Regions from separate parts of the Homo sapiens genome. Here regions 1 and 2 are each linked to region 3. Evidence: chromatin loops called from intact Hi-C (ENCODE). Cell type or tissue: B cell. All regions are shown on one strand. Links, peaks and the distances in the headings refer to the core of each region. The heading gives the core; the rest is flanking DNA.

The links. Hi-C counts contacts between places; a loop is a spot of excess contacts. Peaks named below come from ENCODE experiments on the same cell type or tissue, not always from the same donor. Only the 100,000 strongest peaks of a DNase experiment are listed, where the experiment ranks them.
Region 1: a loop joins it to region 3, with 26 times the contacts of the local background. A loop is called at or near these places in 4 of 110 quality-filtered maps.
Region 2: it touches region 3 in a loop (12-fold over the local background); 2 of 110 quality-filtered maps call a loop at or near these places.

What each region holds. Positions count from the first base shown.
Region 1 is chr10:3,931,385-3,938,805 of GRCh38, forward strand. It overlaps LINC02660 (long intergenic non-protein coding RNA 2660), which reads left to right. Exons shown (of 3, transcript NR_183984.1): 2 at 1,272-1,588; 3 at 4,295-4,428. Among named protein-coding and RNA genes, the nearest start is that of LINC02660, 23 kb to the left of the region's middle. RefSeq lists enhancers at 3,790-3,979, 4,020-4,069, 4,090-4,139. In B cell, for the core only: no CTCF peak of the experiment used is centred there; a DNase peak (open chromatin) is centred at 3,937; H3K4me3 peaks cover 1,004 bases; H3K27ac peaks cover 1,079 bases.
Region 2 is chr10:3,754,507-3,761,927 of GRCh38, forward strand. LOC105376361 (a long non-coding RNA gene) reads right to left here and starts at 3,544. Exons shown (of 3, transcript XR_930578.4): 1 at 3,454-3,544; 2 at 2,981-3,082; 3 at 2,075-2,159. It overlaps LOC105376363 (a long non-coding RNA gene), which reads left to right and starts at 5,796. Exons shown (of 4, transcript XR_001747332.1): 1 at 5,796-5,984. It overlaps LOC124902540 (a long non-coding RNA gene), which reads right to left and starts at 791. Exons shown (of 3, transcript XR_007062364.1): 1 at 447-791. RefSeq lists enhancers at 221-1,420, 3,322-3,541, 6,575-6,674. In B cell, for the core only: no CTCF peak of the experiment used is centred there; DNase peaks (open chromatin) are centred at 2,906 and 3,715; H3K4me3 peaks cover 1,827 bases; H3K27ac peaks cover 1,539 bases.
Region 3 is chr10:4,329,387-4,336,807 of GRCh38, forward strand. It overlaps LOC105376370 (a long non-coding RNA gene), which reads left to right and starts at 5,072. Exons shown (of 3, transcript XR_930589.3): 1 at 5,072-5,108; 2 at 5,188-5,345; 3 at 6,978-7,421. In B cell, for the core only: CTCF peaks have their summits at 3,621, 3,827 and 4,084; DNase peaks (open chromatin) are centred at 3,625, 3,865 and 4,855; H3K27ac peaks cover 2,902 bases.

The sequences.
Region 1 (7,421 bases), core at 1,190-6,189, 400 kb before region 3:
CTCGTTCCTGCCTACAACTCTCTCATCCTGTCCGGCATTGGTGCAGGGTGTCTCGAGGCTGAGATTCCATCACTTCCACATCTGTGTCTTCACCCTCTGTCCACAGGCCACGCACCCAGTAAGGGGAAGTGAGGCAGACTGGCTGTGAACCTGGGGATGCCACCAAAACCAGGTAACAGACCAAGTCACCCTTCAGACAGGCAGTAAAGAGCTGGCTCTACTGTGTGCCTTTCCTGCTGTGGGGCACAAATCCCCATGACCTTTGGCAATACCCAGCTTTGCAAATTTAACCATGATAGATAATTTCCCTCTAAAATGCAACAAAGTATAACTGAAAATGTAACTGGCCTCCTCGCATCATTAATGTTCTTATGCAAAAGGAATTAGGTGATTTACAAAGCTCTGAAAATACAGTCCAGCCAGAGCACTTGCCAGAAGCGTTCACAATTCACCGTCGCTTGCTCGTGTGCACATCTTGCCATGCGACACCCAAGCCACACGCAGGAATCACGGTCCATCTCAGGAGCTCATTGTTCAGTTCCTCTGGATGCTCTTCATTCTGTCTAAACTGGAATATTACTATAAGTTTATAGTAGAAAAACGTGATGATTTTATAATAACGAGCTCAATCGTCTCATAGTTGTCCAGTGGTTTCATGGCACCAGGCGGGGCACAGGGACGGGGTGCAGGAGGGGCCCTGCCGGCTGTCACACCTGCCATGCAGGTGGGCTTCACAAACCTCCAGGAGCCTCTTCTCTCCCAGACTTTCGGGGAAGAGCAGCTTCTGGGCTCATGTAGGGCCCTGCACTTTCATTCTGGGGGCACTGACAAATACAAACAGAATTCAGGTGAGTGATACAAAGGAAATGGATAAAGCATTTGGTGGGGAGAGAGGTGTGGAGGCTCCTTTGGTTTGAAAGATTAAGACTCAATCTCACGTCTCCAAGGAGGAGAAATTCTACATGAGAAGTAAACATTGGGAGCGCCAGGCATGGGAGGCCTGTGGCAAGGGCTGGGGGCAGGGGAAGCTGGCGCCAGAGGGGGCCAGAGGGCACCTGGTGTGTTTCAGGGCAGTTGAAGGCGTAAGGTCAGGATGGGCAGGGCATGGGCAGAGGGGAGGGGTGACGGGGGGCATGGGCAGAGGGGAGGGGTGGGGGGGCATGGGCAGAGGGGAGGGTGGGGGGGCATGGGCAGAGGGGAGGGGTGAGGGAGGCCAGAACCGGGCAGGGCCCAGCCTCTGCTTGGGTGTTCATGGGTTCTTTTGTCTGCAGAGCATTAGGAAGACAAGCAGGGCCTTCAGTAGGCATAAGGTGATGAGGTTCATGCCGTTGGATCCCACGGGTGCCCTGGGGAAGAGATGGTTGGGAAGTCTGAGAGGAAGCAGGAGAGCTTTCGGAGCACATGGATGCCGTCCAGAATGGAGATGGTTGTGGCTCGGAAGAAAAAGAAATCACCCAGCTCGGAGTCAGGATACATTTGGAGGTCCAGGCCGCCGAGTTTGCTGGTGGGGAAGATAGGCACCAGAAAGGAAAGAGGACATCCAGGGCAATTTCTTCTGCCCCCCAGCCAATCCGTACATTGTCCAGAGGTAGGAAGAAGTAGCCTCATTTTATGGTCAGGATCCTTGGGGCTCAGATGCGTTAAGTAATTGGTCAAAATCTTGCACAAATCCTGCAAGTACAGAGGTAGAAAATGAATCCAGGTCTTTGATTCCCAAACGTAAGCTCTTTCGCTGTGTCACTTCTCCTCTTCGTTTTCATGCCAGTTCCAAGAATTAACACTGCAGTTAGCTTTCTGTTTCCTTTCCCAAGATGTACTATGTAACAATGAAGAAACCTTAAGAAAAGGATAGCAATGTCTAACATGGATGCAGGGCCAGCCTCATTCTCTGTCAAAGCGACTAGTTCCTACACTCTGGGTTCCAATACAAAGAATGCACATTTATGCAGCAGGAATGGCCCAAGGACCACACATTGCACAGCTCTTGGGAGCAGAGCAGAAAGCTGCGCCAGGCCTATCTGATCAGTCTTCATGGAAAGGGTCGCAGATCCCATTCGGCTTGGAGATTTTGATGAATTTTCCTTTCTGTGGGTTGGATTTAAAATGTAATATTCTTCCCCCAGTTGAAAGTTTAGGACTAAAAGATGGGAAATCTTTTACAAGCTACACTTCTTCCCCACCCTTACTTCCCCTGGAGTTTCCATCAGCAATCATCTGAGTGCCCCATTAACTCCCCAAAACCCAAGGTCTGTTGGTGGTGGAATATTGAGCTGAAGAGCAGACTGTTGTAGAAGTCATCAGTTCTCTCTGATCATAGTGTCCAAACAAAAACATTATGGGGGAAACTGGCCCCATCACTTAATTATCTCCCAACAGGTCCTTCTCAAAACACATGGGAATTATGGGAGCTACAATTCAAGATGATATTTGGGTGAGGACACGGCCAAACTGTATCAAGTCCCCAATTGAGGGCACCTGCTCCCTGTAGATAATGGCATTTCAGATCTACAATGTGGCATTTCCAGACAACTCACTCATTTACGCTGATTGGTGCAAATTTTATTTTAGCCTCCAAACATTTTTCTTCCCCAGTCTGTTAAAAGAAAACAAAACCAAAACACCTCTCTCTCTCTCTCTCTCTCTATTTATAGATAGAAACGCTTACCCATATCATAGCATCAGTATTTTGCTGAAGCCCTGGAGTGTCAGGCACCGTGTTAGGAACTGAATACAAAAATAAGATGTAAACCAGTCCCTCAAGGAATCTATGGGACTGGTAAGATTAGCTAACCGTGCACCTGGAGGGAATATACTTAGAAATAACTGCAAATTCTGCAGAAATGCTGAGGGGTTCCCAAACTCGTTTCTGTGAGGCCTGTTAATTGCTGAGTTGTTTTGTCTCTGGTCTGTGGAACCCCGATAGTGTGCCCTAGGTCTTTAATTTCTTCATCTCTAAAGAATAGTGTCAATGGAGTCATTGCATGTGTTTATTCATACTTCTCAATGTGGAAGAGAACTCTCTAGGGTGTAAAACCCTATCCAGGAAGCACATGACAAGTTGGAATCCTCAATGACATGGCATTGCTATAGTTGCTATCGGAACAATCTTTTCTTTTTTTTCTTTTTTTGAAACAGGGTCTTGCTCTGTCATCCAGGCTGGCGCGATCTCGGCTCACTTTGACCTCTGCCTCCTGGGTTCAAGCGATTCTCCTGTCACAGCCTCCTGAGCAGCTGGGATTACAGGCAGGCACCACCATGCTGAGCTAATTTTTGTATTTTTAGTAGAGACCAGGTTTCGCCATGTTGCCCAGGCTACTCTCGAACTCCTGGCCTCATGTGATCCGCCCACCTCAGCCTCCCAAAGTGCTGGGATTACAGGCGTGAGCCACTGCAACCAGCTGGAACAATCTTGATATTAGGGTGAACAAGTGATTTCATAGCTTTCTCTGAAGGAGGAAACACTGGGAGCATCCACCCGAGAATCAACACTGTGGATCATTCTGGGGAGTTAATAGTTTTGAGATGTGTCCCAAGATAATTGTTAGCTTGAATTACCACGTGGATGGAACCATGCTGATCCTAAGAGCCAGGTAATGGCCAAAGGTGCCATTCAGGTGAAATCCCCAGGTGGAAAATTCTTCCACTTCCAATGATAGAATTCTATTACTCTGCCTATAGTTTGGTGAAACAAGACTTTACAAATAGAGGACAAGATCCATTTTGCCAAGAACAACCATATGGATTTAACTGCTGCTAACAACCGTTAGGAAGGAACATCAATAAAAAGCAAGCCTGTGAGACAACTCCTTCCCCAAGGGGCGCTTGTTACAGAGCGCGGGCCCCAGCAGGCCTGGTCCATCCTCCACATTCTTTCCTCTCTGACTTATTTTTACTTTCTGTTTGAATTGGCTTGGTTTTATTTTGCCCTAAACTGTGTCTGTAGTCATCCCCCGACAGAGTTTTGAGAGTGAAAGTCCGATCTGCCCACGCTTCACAGAACTCAATGCGGAGCCTTCTCAGGAGTCACTTGACGTCAAGGCTGACTTTTAAATTTGCCAAAAAGGCATTCTTTGGGGAGCGGTCGGCACCATCACTTTCCCTCTTTAGAGAGCTGCTACTGGCTGCTGGAATTCAAAACCCACAAATTGCATTTCTAAACTTAATTCGATACATAGATGAGCGGAAAGATCAGACATTGATGCTATTGTTTTCAACCAAGATGTTTTACTATATCATTTATATTTTGTTTTTTTCTTCCCCCAGTTTTTAAACTTTTTGTTTGTTTGTTTTACAGGCCAAGCCTACTGCTGTTAGAAAACATATTTAGAAATCACTTGGTTCTTCCTTGCCTGAACATCATCTATTTAGTTAGCTTGTGTTGTTTAGATGTGCTTCAGATCTCAAAAAAATAAATTATGTTATTTGAAAGCTTGCTCTCTGCTTGTTTACACTATTAATTTAGAGTCCAGAGGAATCTCTAAATTTGCCTCTAGAAACCACATAATCACCTAATAATACCTTTCCTGACTCCACTTTCTGACACAAAGTGACTTTTGAAACGCTTCCATCTTCCCTTTCTATTTAATGTACTGCACTCCACTCTTTTTTCCTTTCGTTTTTTCTACAGTCCGTCATGGAGTATTTGTTTACCAAATGTTACTTTTCTTGGATCCAATCTATTTTTGAAGAGCGCAAAAGCAAACAACTGTTTGAAGCTGTCAAGCTTCATTTTATTTATGCATGAATAACACAAATAACTTGAAAATGACCTAGTCTGTTTTTCTCAGATTTAGATAGAAAAACTGCTTCCGGCCAATGTTTATGCCAATTTGTTCATGCCAAGTTTCCAGTTTCGGTGCCAACCGGTTTTTACAGCCAAGTTGTAAACCTTCGGTAAACATGGCTTATAATGAAAAGTGCAACACAGCCTGAACCCTGGCACCAGGGGACGGATGTAAATTTATTCTAAGAACAAAATTCTAACAGGAACAGGAGGGGAGCTAGGCTGGCTACAAAGTGTTCCCACCGTAATATGGAAAATGTACAGATGATGATATATTTGATTACTAAGATCCCATTAGGCCAATTTAGGCACTTTATGTATTTCCTTTGCTCTGGACGCTGAGTGGTTTCATGCTCAATTTGAAGCAACTGGCTCATTGTCTCAGGGTGGTTCTAGAACTTTGCCTTCAGGTGGGGCTGGGGAGGGAGCCCTGGCATTTCAAGACAGGAGGGGGTGATATGGTTGGGCTCTGTGTCCCCACCCAAATCTCATGTTGAAAGGTAATCCCCAATGCTGGAGGTGGGCCTGGTGGGAGGTGACAGGGCCATGGAGGTGGCTCCTTATGGTCTCACACCATCCTCCTGGGTGCTGTCATCCCTATCGTGAGTTCTTGTGGGGTTGGCTTCTCATGGTCTGACACCATCCTCCTGGGTGCTGTCGTCCCTATGTGAGTTCTTGTGGGGGTGGCTTCTCATGGTTTAACACCATCCTCCTGGGTGCTGTCATCCCCGTCGTGAGTTCTTGTGAGATCTGGTTGTTTAAAAATGTGTGGCACCTCCCGCGTTGCTCTCTCTTCCTCCTGCTCCAACCATGTAAGATGTGCCAGCCTCTCCTTTGCCTTCTGCCATGATTGTAAGTTTCCTGAGGCCTCCCCAGAAGCAGAAGCCACTGTGCTTCTTGTACAGCCTGTGGAACCGTGAGCCAATCAAACCTTTTTCTTTATAAATTACCCAGTCCCAGGTATTTTTTTATAGCAATATGAGAATGGACTCATACAATGGGTATGTTCATCTGCATTCATAAAGGTACAGAAAAAGGAATCAAATGTTTTATTTTAACATCAGTTCAAAAATGTCCATCCATGTCAACCTCTTCTCTCCTAATATGTTGCATCCAGTGTGTCCTTTGCAAAACCTAAAAAAATTATATCCCTCCCATTTATAACCCTCCACAGCTTCCCATTTTCTTCAAGTAAGCCACACACTTCTTCCTGGACCCTCAAGATCCCCCCTGGACCCCCGAGAAGGCAGGTGTGAAGCCTTTTGTCTATAAACTCATCTATCTCTCTCCACTCCCCAATTGAGCTCTCAAGGGACACTGACATCCTTTCTGTTTCTGGAACATTCCAAGCTGATCCTGGCTTAGGGCTTCTAGAGGCCCCCTCAGCAGGAAAACCCTTTCTTATCTCCCACTTGGCTGGCTCCTTCTCTCTGCCCACATCTCACTCAGACTCTGAGAAGCATCCCCCCAAATATTCCATCAAAAACAGCTCCCACCCCCACCCTCCATCCCAATCTATCACGTTGTTGGTTTTTCTTCATAATGTATTTGAAATTGCTCACTTGCATATTAATTTACTTACTGATCAGAATGCAAATTAGATTCGAATGTCAATTTACAACTGCCTGGATGCTTTTTTACCATTTTTCAGCCGTATTCCTAGGACTGAGGTGCACAGAGATTACTCAATACAAACTTGTTAAATGAAATCAATGCTTATTAAACTGATGTCTCCTGTTTACAGGGAAAAATGCCCAGTGTTACAGGTGCAGCGATGGATGAGCCCCAGTCCAAGAGCTCACGGAAGGGCTGCCTGGGCTGCATACCTGTGCGTGCAGTCGCAGAGAGCTCGTGTTGGGGTCGCCACAAACCCCCCAGGGCCACAGGGACCCAGGCCTGGACTCCTGGGGGGACTTCTCTGCAGGCGCTAAGGGGTGGGTGGGTGTCCAGCAGGGAGACAGGGAAGAGGGCGACCCACGCCATACTCACGGTGCTTGTGGCCAACTTGGTCATGGTTATGTACCCACGGGACCTGCGGTCCCGGGCAGAGTTCATGGTGTAGCTGTGGTGAGAGTGAGGCCCTGACTCAGTGTCCTGTTGTGTCCAGGTAGAGCTTACTTTTGAGAAGGGAGCCAAAAGATTCCTTTTGCATAAAAAGTGAGACAGTCCAAGCTGGTAGGGAGCTGGGAGAATGTCATGGGCTTTGAGAGACCTTCATCGTCAGAAGGAAAACTTTAAAAAGTACTTACTTCTCATGAGTAGGATGAAGTCCATCACTTCCTGTGTGGTAGATTTCCTTGGATAGTCCTGACTAAGTCAGAGCCAAAGGATTTAGAGGTATCCAGGTATCAAAAGAAAACCAATTTCAGGCTGGGCGTGCTGGCTCATGCCTGTAATCCTAGCACTTTGGGAGACCGAGGCGGGTGGATAACGAGGTCAGGAGATAGAGACCAGCCTGGCCAACATGGCAAAACCCTGTCTCTGTTAAAAATACAAAAATTAGGCTGGGCGTGGTGGCTCACGCCTATAATCCCAGCACTTTGGGGGGCCGAGGTGGGCAGATCACGAGGTCAGGAGATCGAGACCATCCTGGCTAACACGGTGAAACCCCATCTCTACTAAAGATACAAAAAATTAG
Region 2 (7,421 bases), core at 1,423-6,422, 580 kb before region 3:
GACTAAATAATACAAAACACATATCTTGGTGTTTTGTGCATAATAAACCTTAAATGAGTATTTGCCATCATTTCTGCAATGTTTAGCTTTGTATCTGAATTATTACACGGAAACGAATCTAAATTCAGAACAACTCACAAAAATAATATATTAACATAAGATCTTTTGAGTTAATTTAAAACATTAAATAATATTTCCAATGAGAGTTCTTTTTCTGCCCTTCTCCTCACCCCCCAAACTGTAAAGTGAACAAAGATGGTATCTGTTGATGGAACCCTGCCTCAAAGAGGTTTGGGAGATGACAGAGTTTGATTGATCTGTCACCTTGTGGAAGAGCCCACTTTACATGCTAACAGCTTTTGAGTTCTTCAGGAAGGAACGGCCTGTGACTGGCTGAATCAGCACTCAGCTCCTGTTTACTACCAAGTACAGTACCATTTATTTACCTTGGAGTAACCCTTCACCCAGCATCGCCTCTTGAAAGCTTCCGAGGAGAGGAAACGTACTTCAATATGAAGTCTTATTTCTCAACAGTTCTCCTGGTCGAGTTTAAAATTTAAAAATTATCTTGCCAAGCTTTCTGCACTGTGATTTATGCAAGAATGGTACAAGAATGAAATGGATTGTCTTGGCAGGCTGAGTCACTGCTACGATATCAGGGAGTATCTTCCTGCTGCAGAGGAAAGGGAACACGTCATGCTCTTTGAGTCACAAACCTTCTAATCATCACCTGTCTGAAAGGGGACCTGTTGTAACTGACTCAGCTGAGATTCGCCAAGCAGGCACGCTGAGTGAGTACAGATACCTGGTTAGCAGGTGAGGATGCTGGGGTGAGATTGGCAGCTGTCACTCTCTGAATTTTGACATGGAAGAGGGTCAATATCTGATGCAGGAAAAGTGGGCACCTTTGCATACTAACACAGTGGGCTCACTTACATAATTACACACATTTATCGTCTGTCATTTAGGCCTTGAAATGTATGAATTAATCCTCCTTGTGATGGGAGCGCACTGCTCTGGGGAAAGTCAGCTCTCATAAAGCAACATCTTCTTGGCTGTGTTGGAGCTGTTCCACTTATTCATTCTCTGTTATCACATTCATTGTGCTGGAAACATTCCGGTCAATGTTTTCACTTTTCCTGGGATCCTAGACAATGTCCCCACCATAGCTGCTCTGGAACAAGCAGCTGTGTGGCGATGGTGACTCATTCAACAGAAGTGACTTGTCTCTGGTGAACTCTCCTCTCTGTCTCCTGCCTGAGCTGAAAGTCACAAATCAAATGATAAACCTGGAGCCTCAGCCAGTATCACCCCCGATCTTCAAAGTGGTTCTGAAGGGCCTCAGATGTCTGGCTATTAAGAAGTCCTTCAGGTTTTGTTTGCCTCGCTAATCCTGCCTGTCCTGCTCTTCAGATAGGCAAAGGAGAATTGCGCTAGGCTACAGCTCAGGGCCTTCATCTAAGGCTCTTGTCAACAGCTCTTTGGAGGGTCTGGAGGGCTGGGAAGAAGGAGTCGCAGGTTCCTAAACTACCACATTTCTTCCCACAGTCAAAGTCCTCTGGTCTCCCGAATTTTGTTTCCAACACGACCATGTTGTCTTTGGAAAGGGGGATGTGGGTGGGAAGAGTCTCTAGGTATTCCAAAGTAAATATCAAAGAAAAACTGTAACTGGGAGTTTTTATAAAGGGACAAGTTGTACAGGTTTTCCACTGATCCAGCTGAACCGAGGTCCTGTGGGAGCATCAAGCAGAAATTCCTACCAAAGAGTAAGAAACAAACCAAACGAAAATGATGCACACACAGAAAAAAGGAATAGCGTCTGCTACAATTGCTGCCTGTGCCCGGGTCATTATTTCTATGAGTGGGACCTGAAATGGACAGCTGTCATCGGTCAAGGCTGCAGCTGTGTGTCTTAGCTTTGCCTAGGGAAAGCTCTTTTCCAGACGGAATACAAATGCATTCCTCCTCCTCCTCCTCTTCTTCTCCTCCTGCTACTCCTCCTCCTTCTTCTTCTTCCTCTTCTCTTCCTCCTCCTCCTCTTCCTCCTCCGCCGCCACCGCTTCTTCTTCCTCTTCTTCCTCTTCTTCTCTTACTTCTTCCATAAAGTTGAAGTCCCAGGTTGAGTGAATAAATGCTTTTTGTTCCTTTGAGAGGTTCCCCTAAAAAATGAAAACAGAATTCTCTAACATCTTGCATGAACAAAAGAACACCTATTTACAAAAAAGCAAACAGCACATCCAGCATGCTGCTATGCACCTCACTTCTAGGGTGCAAACTCTCATAACTGTCCGAGGAGAAGCCAATTCCCCTTCACAGGTGAGGGCCAGTGAGGTGCTTCCTCAGGTCTCTTGGTCTAAGGAGAACAAGGCTGGTCTTGACTTCCTTAAGGCATAGCCATTTCCAACAGCGAAGCATATTGAAAAATTCTGGAGTCAAGTTGGCTTTTCAAAACCCACACCCCAAGAGAATGGCAAAAGAGAAATCAGCTGCTGCATTGCTGTTCAGTTTTGCTGTTATTGAAGCTATCTGTTTTAATTATTTCAATCAATGGTGTTCTTATGTGTACTCTTTGGAACTTTAAGCAAATGGAATAATGTAGAAAATCCAATAAATAAGTAAAGGGAGATGAAGAACAGAGAACACTGTGTTTTTCAGGGAAAAGAACAATAGCAGCAGTGGTGTCAACAGAGACTCCTCTTCTCTGTGGCCTTGCTGGCTTGTGCTGCAGAGATACTGGCTCAGTTCTCTTGGCCTTGTCACCTAAGGTCAACACCAGTCTCTCTTCTGTTATTTGGACTTCTTTAAGTAGCTAAAGGTCTCCCTGTGGCTGCTTAATTTCAGCCATCACTACAGTGCTTCTGAGCGACATCATGGTCCTACAGATGTCACTTATGTGTGTAAACCACAGATCTGCACCTGGGCAAACTGGTCCTCATGGAACCACGTCTTGCCGAGACAACCCTACAAACAGGAAACTCACCTGTGTTTATAAACACCATCTTACTTAGCGATGGGTCAAGATTCCCGGGCAGTCCTAGGAGCAAAGTCCCAGAGATTCCTGCATCGTCGAATCTTATTTGCCCTGAAAACAACAAATTACATTACTAAGTGAAGGGAATACACTCAAATTATCTCTAAAAGTGTAATTTGTCATCATTAGCAGAAAAAGGTGATTCAAAGAAACATTGTAAAAATCACCCTAAGGACATCTTCTCGGAATCTTAGAGAACAAGATGACTCACCTTTCCTGCCTTAACCAGCAACCTGTCTGGGCCTTGCTCAGAGCTCATCTCGCACCAGAACAGCCTCCCCGCTGCCTCCCTCTTCCTAGAGGCCATGCTGTTGCCATGTGGTTTAAATCATAGCTGATGCCTATGCGGTCCTACCATGTCCAGAACTTCTATTTATAGCGTCTCATGTAATTTTTATTTATTAGATAAGTGCAATAATCACCGGATGAAAAGAGGCACAGATGACCCTGTCCAGGAGCAAAGTGGTGGCAGGACTGGACCCATGCCAGGTCCCAGCCAGTCCGTTCCTCTCCGCATGGCCCAGCCGCTGGGCTCTGGAAGCTGCAGGCAGGGTCCCTTGCAAGCCGGTGGCCTCAGCCCCATCTCTTTACTTCTCTGCAACTTGTTTTCTCTATGTGCAAGCTGTGACTAATCACACCTCCCTTCAGGGGATTTTCACAGGTTTCATAAGTGAAGTAAGTGCCTATTTTCTTTCTTTCCCTGTGTGTACCTTGTATACCACAGATGGACACGTGTCTAAAATACCTATTTTGTCAGTCTTTTCCTCCAACTCAGAAACACCGAGAGCCCTCCCCAATCCCAGCATTTCTATCAGGAAAAGGCTAACATGCCACCGGCAGCAAAGAGCTCAGTGTCACCAGACATCATTTTGCAGATAAAGAAAGGAAATCCCCGGGTGGCTGAAAATCTCCCCAAGTATGGGCCCAGGGACCTTGATGGGTCAGGTCTCACTGCATCCTGTCCCACTCTGTCCCAGCAAACTTTCTTCTCCAGTCAAAACTGGTCTCACTCTCTGAGGAACACCTGTGCCGACACTCAGGCACAGCCTATGGGGAACACTGCTCCCTGCCCTCTCCCACCCAAATCAACACACCTTCAAAGGAACAGAACACTTCTGCGCCTGGCAAGGCTCCCTTTCCTCTGCCTCCTCCTTCACAGAGACTTTGGGATTGTCCTCTGATGACAGAGTGCCCTGCCTCCTGATGGAGTGACGCTGGGATTAGAGGTGGGATGGAGGATGCCTGCTCACACCTCCCAGATCATTCACCAGGGGGCAGGGCCAGGCCATCATCCCACTGCGTTCATCTTGGCCAGGTGCGATGGCTCACACCTGTCATCCCGGCACTTTGGGAGGCCAAGGCAGGCCAATCACTTGAGGTCAGGAGTTTGAGACCACTCTGGCCAACATGGTGAAACCCCCTCTCTGCTAAAAATACAAAAATTTGCTGAATGTGGCGGCACGTGCCTGTAATCCCAGCTACTTGGGAGGCTGAGGCAGGAGAATCACTTGAACCTGGGAGGCGGAGGCTGCAGTGAGCCAAGATCGCGCCACTGCACTCCAGCCTGGGCTACAGCGTGAGACTCTGTGTCTCAAACAAACAAACAAACAAAGTTTGAAACCACTGTGTTCATCTCACACCTTGCAGAGAGATATATGCCCAGGATGGGGCTGAATAAAAAGCTAATAATAATAGCCACCACCTGTGGAGAGCTTCTCTTGGACCACGCATTCTGCTAAGTCCTTCTCTTGTATGAGGTAAGTACAATTATTAACCCATTTTACAGATGAAGAAAGAGAGACATACGCTCTTCAGCAAACTGCCCAAGCGCATGCATGTAGTAAGTGACGGTATTGAGATTCAAGTCCAGGCAATCTGTCAACCACGCACATGCTACTAGGGAGGGAGGGAGAAGGGGAGGGAGGAAGACAGAGAAAAAGGAAGGAAAACAGGAAAGGAGGAAAGAGGGAGGGAGAGAAAGGAAGCAAAAGGAAGGAAGGCAAAAAGTGAAGGAAGGAAGGAAAGAGAGGGGAAGGAAGGAGAACAGGAAAGGAGGAAAGAGAGGGAGGGTAGGAGGGAGAGAAATGAAGTAAAAGACGAAAGCAAAGCATGGAGAGCAGAAGGAGGGAGAGGAAGTCAGGAAAGGAAGAAAAAGGAAGGACAGGGAAGAAGAGGGAGGGAAGAGTGCTGAGAAAGTTGATTTAACAAAACAGATTTTTGGTCTCCACCTGGAAGGACCAGTTGTGCCCAGAGAACCTTCTCTGTCTCCTCTAACCATGGGATAAAAGGAGATTTCCACAAGAGCGGCTCAGGGACGCAGCCCATCTCTTAAGAAGGAGGCTCTGAGAGGTGAGTCCAAGGGTGTCTGTTCTGTGCGATTTTGAGGCTCTGCAGGAAAAAATCCTTAGCAGAATCCGAAGGGATGGAGTCAGGACCAAGTGACTTTGAGGGCCAAAAGGGAAAGTGGGAGGTCCGTGGTTTAAGGACAGCAGAGTCAAGGATGAAAAGATGCCTCCTTGCGATAGTCCCCAGGTTAGTTCTTTTTGAAATGAGTTTTTAGCCCCGATGTGACTGAGAAGTAAGGGGCGAATCTGTGCAAACACCGCGTTGTGTCCGCCCGGCTCCCAGTGCTCCCAGGTCTTTCTGGAGCAGAGCGGTTTCTGCGCATCACGGTCCCACCATCTGGATAAGAGGAGGTCCCGAGCCTGAGCTACTCTGGGGGCCTCTGGGTGCCCGGGGCCAGCGTCATCGGCTGACACTGCCACCTGTTCTCATGTCCCTTTTTGTTTCTTTTCCAGGGACAAGACCATGGATGCAGCACATGGCCACAAGGCAGTTTCAAGATGCCCATGTCAGGCAGAGGATGGCTCAGTGGTCTCTAACCCACCTAACATTTCATGAACTTTACTCCTGGTCCCGCTCCCAAATTAGACACTGGAGATAATGGATCACTGTAAGCATAAAAGGGGCTTTTTGTTTTCTTTTACAAATATGCCTAGATAATTCTCAGATACACCTGAGTAACAGCACACGTTCTCTACCTTTCAGACCTGTTGAGGGTGAGAGGGAGACGGTTAATGAAAGGCTGTGAGAACGCGATGCACAGAGTCCAGAGAACTTTTGAGATCATCATTCCCACCTCTGAGTTCCCAGCACTTTTTTTTCCAAAAACCGTTTCATACTTAACTAAGGAATCTGTGCTTAATTATTAGCATTAAGGAGAATAGTGAAGGCTAATTGTGGCCAGCGTTTTATTCTTCAAGGTGCAGAAAAACATACATTTCCTTCCTTCCTTCCTTCCTTCCCTCCCTCCTTCCTTCCCTCTCTACTTCCTTCCTTCCTTCTTCTCTCTTTCTCTCTCTTTCTTGCTTTCTTTAGCCTGTGCAGGAGTCAGACTCTGTATTGCATTTAGAATGAAGATAAGTCAAATTTTTAATCCCTGAGCCAAACACATCGGGTAACTTTCAAGTTCCCCAGAATCTTCTGATTTTCACTTGGGTTCAAAACCACAGTTCCACATGCAGTTGAAGTGGCATTTTCTTCCATTGGCAACTTCTGCATTTGGTATCAAACCTTTGGTTATGCACAGAGCTGAGGGAGAGCAAACCGATTCTTCACGCATGTTCCACCCTTGGAGCACTCACCCCTACCTCTAGGAGAGCCCCTAAAATGAGCTTGAGTCCTCCATCCAGAAACGAACCAACACTTCTCACAGAGAAGATGGCAGGGCCTCGTGCATCAGAACCCCAGCCAATCAGGACTGCAAATAAATACCCAGAAGCTGGTCTCAATGATGCGCTTGGTATAGGAAATGAAAGACGGAACCAATGGTTTCAACAAAATGAGAGCAGAACTGAAAGTCTGCAAATAAAAATTACAGGTCCTTCATCACAGCTTTCCCTCCACACAGGCCGTAAGAAAACCATGCAGTTCTCTAAGAGAATGTTTTTTTTTTTTTTTTTCCAAGAGCTCTTGAGTCATCTTGGTTTCTGTCTCTTGATGTAGAATTGACTCTGAAAGCAATAAAATAGTAAAAACACCTCATTCCCCTGCTTTGCATGTAATGGACTAACCAGGAAGATAAAATGTCCCACTTCCGGGGCTCTTCACCTGACATCACCTTAGTTTGAAGTTACTTAGCTTGGTATTCTGGCATATTTTAGAAAGCAAAAAGCACCTTAAACCTTAACATTTTGTGTCATTTCTAGGCCAAACACTTTGGGGCTTTTAAAAAAAGTACACCAAGATAAAGTCATCATTGACTCTGTTGAAAGAAATGGTAGGCAAAAATAAATAAATAAATAAATTTGACAAATGTATTAAAAATTCAAGGCTAAATGGGTTGAACAAAAGATTGGAAGCCGAGGTAATCTGTGAGAGATCCATGCCC
Region 3 (7,421 bases), core at 1,557-6,556:
GCTGTACTTTTATTAACTTTCAGTGAACTTTAGAACAGCTGAGATTTTGGCTGGGTCTCTACATTTGAGTGAATATTCATAGTACGTAGATACAGGAGCAGCCCAGTGATTGCTCGGTTTTTAAAATAAAAGGCCTTATGACCTGCACCTTTCTGACACTGGTTCCCAGCCTCCAAGCACATTCCAGAAGACTGAATACAATCTTGGGTACTTGATAAAACACCTAGTTGGGGCTCCGAACACTACACCCCCACATATGGTGCTCTGCCATGCTAAGGGGATGGAAAGGCTCAGAAGCAAGGTCTCTCTGACTTTCTCCCATCCTGGTGTCTTTCCTCAACCCTCATCTTCCAACTCCCTAACCAATTCATAGGAAAGAGAATTCCTCTTCCCCAACACAGCTCATAGACACTAGAACCCCTCTCTTCCAAAGCAAGCCATGAAACCTGGAAAGGTCATTCTCTCTCTTCTCCCTTGAAGATCCTTGTTCCACAGGAGTCCTGCCCTATACCTGGAAGGAAGGAATGAATGCATGCAGAGAATCCAAGAAGAACCTGAACAGGCAGGCCTTGCTGGGATTTCCCCTCACTCTATCACTATTAGATCACAGCCTTTTGTCTAATCACATTTCTACACAACTGTCCGTTCTTTATAGAATGTAGGCATAAAAATAATTTTCCTTGAGATTTTGGCTCTTCATTTCTGCATTACTCTGTGTCATGTAAAGTTTGATTAATAATTTTGTTATACTTTTCTCCTGTTTACCTGTCTTTTGTTACAGGAGTGTTCACTGTCATCCTCCTAATAGGTAGGGGATGGTATCACACCTTTCCGCCTTAAAGCCTCAAGAGGTGAAAGAAGGCCTATTGTAGTCATATGGCACAGGGCAGAGAATCTCCAACTTTAATTGTCTGGGATCTTGTTTCAGGCAGATAATTAGCAGGAGAAAATAGAGTCTGACATTGAGCATTTTAATGAGTGCCTGGGCAATATCAAGGCTGGTTGTAATATCAAGGCTGGTTGTTCAGGGAGCACAATGACTCTCTAAGCCTGGATTCCTCACTTGCAAACGAGAGTGGTGCTGCTCACAACTCAGGTACTATTTGGAGAATCAACAAGATTTGACGTGACATGATAAACCCAGAGAATGAAAGCCAGGAAGCATTTAATACATGCTACAATTTTTCCTTTGCTTTTAAAAAGTTGATTTGTTATCAAGAGAAGATGACAGAAATAATACCATTTCGTAACTTTCCATTCTTCACTTTGATAGTTTATCATATATGTGTTTATTTTTCTCATAATAATATACAGGAAACACATTATATTTTCCTAGCGCTAGTCAAATTCTATTTAAGTTTGTTAACACACTAAATCATTGTCAGATAGGGGTCATCATTAGGTTTCATTGGTGTTGGTCAAAGTGGACACTATTTCCAAGACAGCACTTTCCGCCAGAGATTGTGGCATTTTGCCCAATATCTGTTAGGCCGCTTGATGGCTTTTCACATGCCTAGTGAAAAAATTTTTTTTTCCTTTTGATTCTGTTTTTCTCATAATAAAAACTCCCTTTAAAATTGAAGGCAAATTTTATTTTATTGTGGAAATAATCCAGCTTGAGAATGAATCAATGCCACACTTTTTCCATGGAATGAAAGTATAACCTCGTTAGGCTTTTGTGTGTTTTCACAGATGTTGTTCTCCTTTTTTGTAGAAGTGAGCTATCAAAACCTTATTCTGCAGCCATATATACAGGTACAGGTTGAAGCTAGAACTCAGGATAATAGTATACTGAAATTTTTAGCAGCCTAAATTTGTATTTTAAGTAATTATGTCCACCCGTAAGGCAAATATTTAGAACATGTCTGTGTTGACTGGCCCTGTCGACCTCCTGATGGGACTTTTAAGACAAAATGAACACATTGTTTCTGCTCCCTGTGCCCTGAGGGTGGGAACCAGGCTGTGATGTCTTTAAATAGTCACAGGTTGTATCTCTAACCTTTGTGCCATTTCCTAATGATTCATACCCCCAACTGCAGCTTTTGAATAGCTGACAAGCTCAACTCTTAGTGATATAACTTTTAATAACATATATTCTTATTACCTAGGATTTTTTTTTTTTTTGCCATAAAAATACATGGCAGTAAGTTTTTATCCCCCTCCCTAATATGTGAATAAAAATAAAGAATTTTTTAATTAAAAAAACAGGGGTGTGTAGTCCTGAATGGCGTAGTTCTGAGGCTCTCTTTGTTACAACTGTGTGTTAAAGGAAGTCTACCAGGAGCTTGAATGTATATGTTTTAATACTGCTTTGTCCCAAACCATTTTTGTACCTTTTGTATCATGAATTATTTTACATGGCACAAAATAGAAGAAAACGATTAAAACATTGGAGAGAATAATGTCCGTCGTGGTGTAGTGGGAAGCAACAACATTGAGAGCAGAACTAGGGTGACCAACTAGACTGCTCCCATTTGTCCAGGATGGAAGAATTTCCCTAACCGTGGACGTACAGGAGGAACTCCAGGATAGCTGGTCGCTTCGGCTGCCAGCCTCACTGGCGTCAAATAAAGGCTCTGCATTTTACCAGCATGGAAACTTCTGGCAAAGCCACTTCTCAGAGCTTTGGTTGTCTTCTTTATTAGCATAAATACTCTTTATGATTTTGTTAAATTAAGCATGGAATAAAGTGTTCTGCTTACATATTTTAAGTTTGCCTGAAAGGTTTCTCCATACATAGTGGGCTGTAACCTAACTGGATATGTGAACCAACTGTCACCTCCTCTTGTAGCAATCAGTTTCTGCCAGTCAGAGGTGGCCAACTGTCCAGACCAGGCTCAAATAAAGAAAACGCAGAACTGTAACCGATTGGGTGTTTTTACATGTCACTTCCGTCTTCTGTACCTTACTTCCATCTTCTTTAACTCATTTCTATTTTCAGTACTTCACTTCTGTCTTCTGTACCTCATGACCATCTTCTGAACCTTGTTCCCTCTTCTCTATCACACTTCCGTTTTCTATCACTTCTATCTTCTCTAACTCATTTCCACCTTCTGTACTTCACCTCTGTCTTCTGTACCTCGTCATCTTCTAGGCCTTCTTCAGTCTTCTGTGCCTCATTTCCATTTTCCTTACCTTATTTTCATCTTTGTACCTCACTTCTGTTTTTCATAAATGACTTCCGTTACCTGTTACTTCCGTTTTCTCCACATCACATTCGTTTTCTGTACCTCACTTCTGTTTTCCTTAACTGATTTCCATCTTCTGTACCTCACTGTTTTTCATAACTCACTTCCGTTTCCTGAGACTTACTTCCGTTTCCTCCACCTCACTTCCATTTTCTGTAACATCGATTTTCACAACCTCACTTCCGTTTGTTATACCTTATTTGCATCTTCTGTATCTTACTTTTTCACTACCTCACTTCTGTTTTGAGTAACTCACTTTCATTTCTTATGATGTACTTTGGTTTTCTCTACCTCACTTCTATTTACTACACCTCACTTCCGTTTTCATTACCTCATTTCCATCTTCTGTACCTCACTTGTTTTTCATAACTCACTTCCATTTTCTGTGACTCACTTCCATTTTCTCTACCTCACTTCCGTTTTGTCTACCTCACTTCCGTTTTTTCAACCTGACTTCTGTTTTCTATACCTTACTTCCATTTTCAGTGACTCACTTCTGTTTTTTATACCTTATTTCCATCTTCTGTATCTTACTTTTCACTACCTCACTTCTGTTTTTCCTATCTCACTTCCATTTCCTGTGACTTATTTCTGTTTTCTCTACCTCACTTCCTGTTATTAGACCTCACTTCTGTTTTTTTACCTCATTTTCATCTTCTGTACATCACTTGTTTTTCATGACTCTCTTCGGTTTCCTGTGACTTCTGTTTTCTGTACCTCACTTCTGTTTCCCTAACATCATTAGCATCTTCTGTACCTCACTTCTATTTTTCATAACTGACTTCCGTTTTCTGTGACTTACTTCCGTTTTCTCTACCTCACTTCCGTTTGCTGTACCTCACTTCTGTTTTCTGTAACTTCCGTTTTCACTACCTCAATTCCGTTTTTTATACCTTATTTTTGTCTTCTGTATCTTATTTTTTCACTACCTCACTTCCGGTTTTCATGACTCACTTCCGTTTGTTTACTTCACTTCCGTTTTCCGTACCTCTCTTCTGTTTTCCTAACATCATTTGCATCTTCTGTACCTCACTTCTGTTTTTCATAACTCACTTCCGTTTTCTGTGACTTACTTCCGTTTTTTCTACCTCACTTCCGTTTTTCTACCTCACTTCTGTTTTATGTACCTTACTTCCGTTTTCACTACTTTACTTCCGTTTTTATACCTTATTTCCGTCTTCTGTATATTACTTTTTCTCTACTTCACTTCCGTTTTTCATAACTCACTTCCATGTCCTGTAACTTACTTCCGTTTTCTGTACCTCACTTTCGTTTTCTGTACCTCATTTCCGTTTTCTGTACCTTACGTTTTCACTACCTCACTTCTGTTTTTCATGACTCACTTCCGTTTCCTGTACATCTCTTCTATTTTCTCTACCTCATTTCCGTTTTCTCTAGCTCACCTCTGTTTTCTATATTTTCCTTCAGTTTTTACTACCTCACCTCTGTTTTTTATACCTTACTTCAGTCTTCTGTACCCTACTTACATTTTCACTACCTCACTTCTGTTTTTTCATAAATCACTTACTTTTCCTGTGATTTACTTTGATTTTCTCTACCTCACTTCTGTTTTCTGTACCTCACTTTTGTTTTCTGTACCTCATTTCCGTTTTCTGTACCTCATTTCCGTTTTCTGTACCTCATGTTTTCACTACCTCACTTCTGTTTTTCTTAACTTACTTCCGTTTTCTGTACCTCACTTCCATTTTCTGAACTTCACTTCCATTTCCCTTACATCATTTTTATCCTCTGTACCTCACTTCTGTTTTCCATAACTCACTTCCGTTTCCTGTGACTTACTTCCGTTTTCTATACCTCACTTCCGTTTTCTGTATCTCACTTCCGCAATGGTCCCCACCTTGCCTGGAGACCAAGCTTTCTTTGCAGGCCTCATCAAGTGTGCTTGTGGCTTCATCAATAGTAAGTGCTATTCTCATGGTTATCTTCAGACAGAGATAAAACCATCAGTCTTGTTCTCAACTCTGCAACTTCTCTCCAGCAATCAGGTGCCTCTGGGGGACAGGTTGAAAGTCACACCAAGTCTGCTGGTTCTACACTAGCAGAGATGAAGTTTGGGTTGACAGATTCCCAGTGAGAATGCCAGCATCTGCTCTTCAACATCCCATGGCTGACCAGCTCCTTTACCTGCTATATTTTGTTAGTGTGCTTTTACTTTCATCTTTTCATAATAACTTGTAGTGTACAGATTATGGGACACTCTGCGGTGATTTATTTTTAGATCTTAAGAAACTAGACTTAGATTTCTTCAACTATTAAAAATCACAGAAACCAAGGCTATGCTTTCCATCACATTGCTGTAAGCCAGGCAAGCTCGGGAGTTAGGGCCTGATGTTCTTTCAAAACCTTGACTGTCCACAGGCATTTGCTTTCTTTTCAGTGAATCTCTCATCTGAGCTCCTGCTCATGGTAGTCGCAACTTCCATTTATTTTGTGGTCAGAATAGGAACCACTGAAGACAGCCTGTGGTCATTGTCTGCTGAGCAGTGCAGAACAATCTATTAAGCAGAATTCTGTTATTTTAAGGAGTTGAAGGCCCATAATTCTCCTGGCATGTTTTCACACAGTTAATGTTTCCAGGTATCTCGGCGTTGTTGAGTGTAAGCTGCTGTGATAGCTTATGCCAAACTATACTTGCCGTTTCCTTCAGTGGCCAATTTTTAATCCACTCTCTTATGCTGATATAGATGTTCTCTTTGTTTTCCTTTCTGACACAAGCAGGAAGTTTCCAGAGCCCCAAAATAAGAGAGCAAATGACTTACACTGCTTATTTCAGTTTAGTTAATTTATGAATATTTTCATAAAGTTTGATTTTCTGTGAACCACTTAAATTTAGTGAGAATATTTCCTTCTGTTCCAAAGTAAATAAATGAAGAAAGCTGGAGAAACTCATACCGTCTTTCAAGTAAGGAGAAGAAAACCGACCCATCGATTTCTCGTAATTCTATTCATGCTATGTCTTTGATGGGCTTTTAAGGAGCTGTTGTAACCCTGGGTTTTGAGGGCAGTGCATTCCTTTTAAAAAATATGATTCAACCATTAGAAATAGGTTGGAACTTCAAATACCTACCAGCTTCCTCCCATCGATTTTGCATTTTCTCCTAGGTTTATACAACATTAATTAGCCTAGCTTTGCTTTTTAGAGTAATATATTGTGGGTGGCACAACACTGCTGCCAAGCAGATTTGATGACAAAGAGGAGAGTGGTTTATGTTGGATTTGTATTTTAAGGGAAAAAAATACTTGCTATTCTTTGTCTCTCCCTTCTCAATATAATCAAAATTTAAAAATGAATAAAGCCAAGACAAAACAAACAAGGTAGCAAAACACCCCATACTATTATTCAAAGGATCTTAAAAATGTGAAACAATGACCCACTCTATGCCATTTACTTGACTATTTTAAACAGAAAACAAAATGTAGAAATGTAGAAATGAACAAAAATGGAACCTGAGGAACAATGACAGTGTTTTAAATTATTTCCATGAAAGTCCATGCTTTTATTTTTAGGCAATCCTCTTATGTACGCAATCACTGATTATTAATGATTTCCATAAGCACAATTCTTCCAAAAATCTTATCATAAAATATTTCTAACATAAAAGCTGAAAAAATTGCAGAGTGAACACTTGTGTACACTCCACCAGGATTTTATAATTAACATTTATTATCTGTTTTGTTTCATATTTATCTTATTTTCATTCCTCTGTCTAGAAATCAATCTATTATAAATACAATTTTAATCAGTTGATTTATCTTACTTTCCATCAGCAGAAATTTGGAAGCAATTAATTTGGAGGAGGAAAGAGTCTAAGTAAGATGCCTAACAGATCTTGGTGCGTTGACAACCTTGAAACTTGATGTTAATGGACAGGTACAAAGATGAAGATGAGCTGAACAGTCTTAGTGGTTGAAGCTGCTGCATGTAAGATAAGCATGTTAAATCCATGCCATGTATACTGCAAATCCCAATCCTGTGCACAAAGCAGGCATTGCTAAGAAGACCCTGCTGTATTTAAAAAGCCTAGATGCACTGATAGAACCCTCAACACAGGACTCCAGCCATGGACTACCATTGGTTCAGAGCTGCCAGTCCAGTAGTAGCTTATGCATCACCTACGGTAGAGTGGAAACTCTCCTGCACACGCCAGTCACTCCAAGGGCACTTTAATTAAAACCACACAAAATTTTTGTAGATAACAATAAACTTGATTA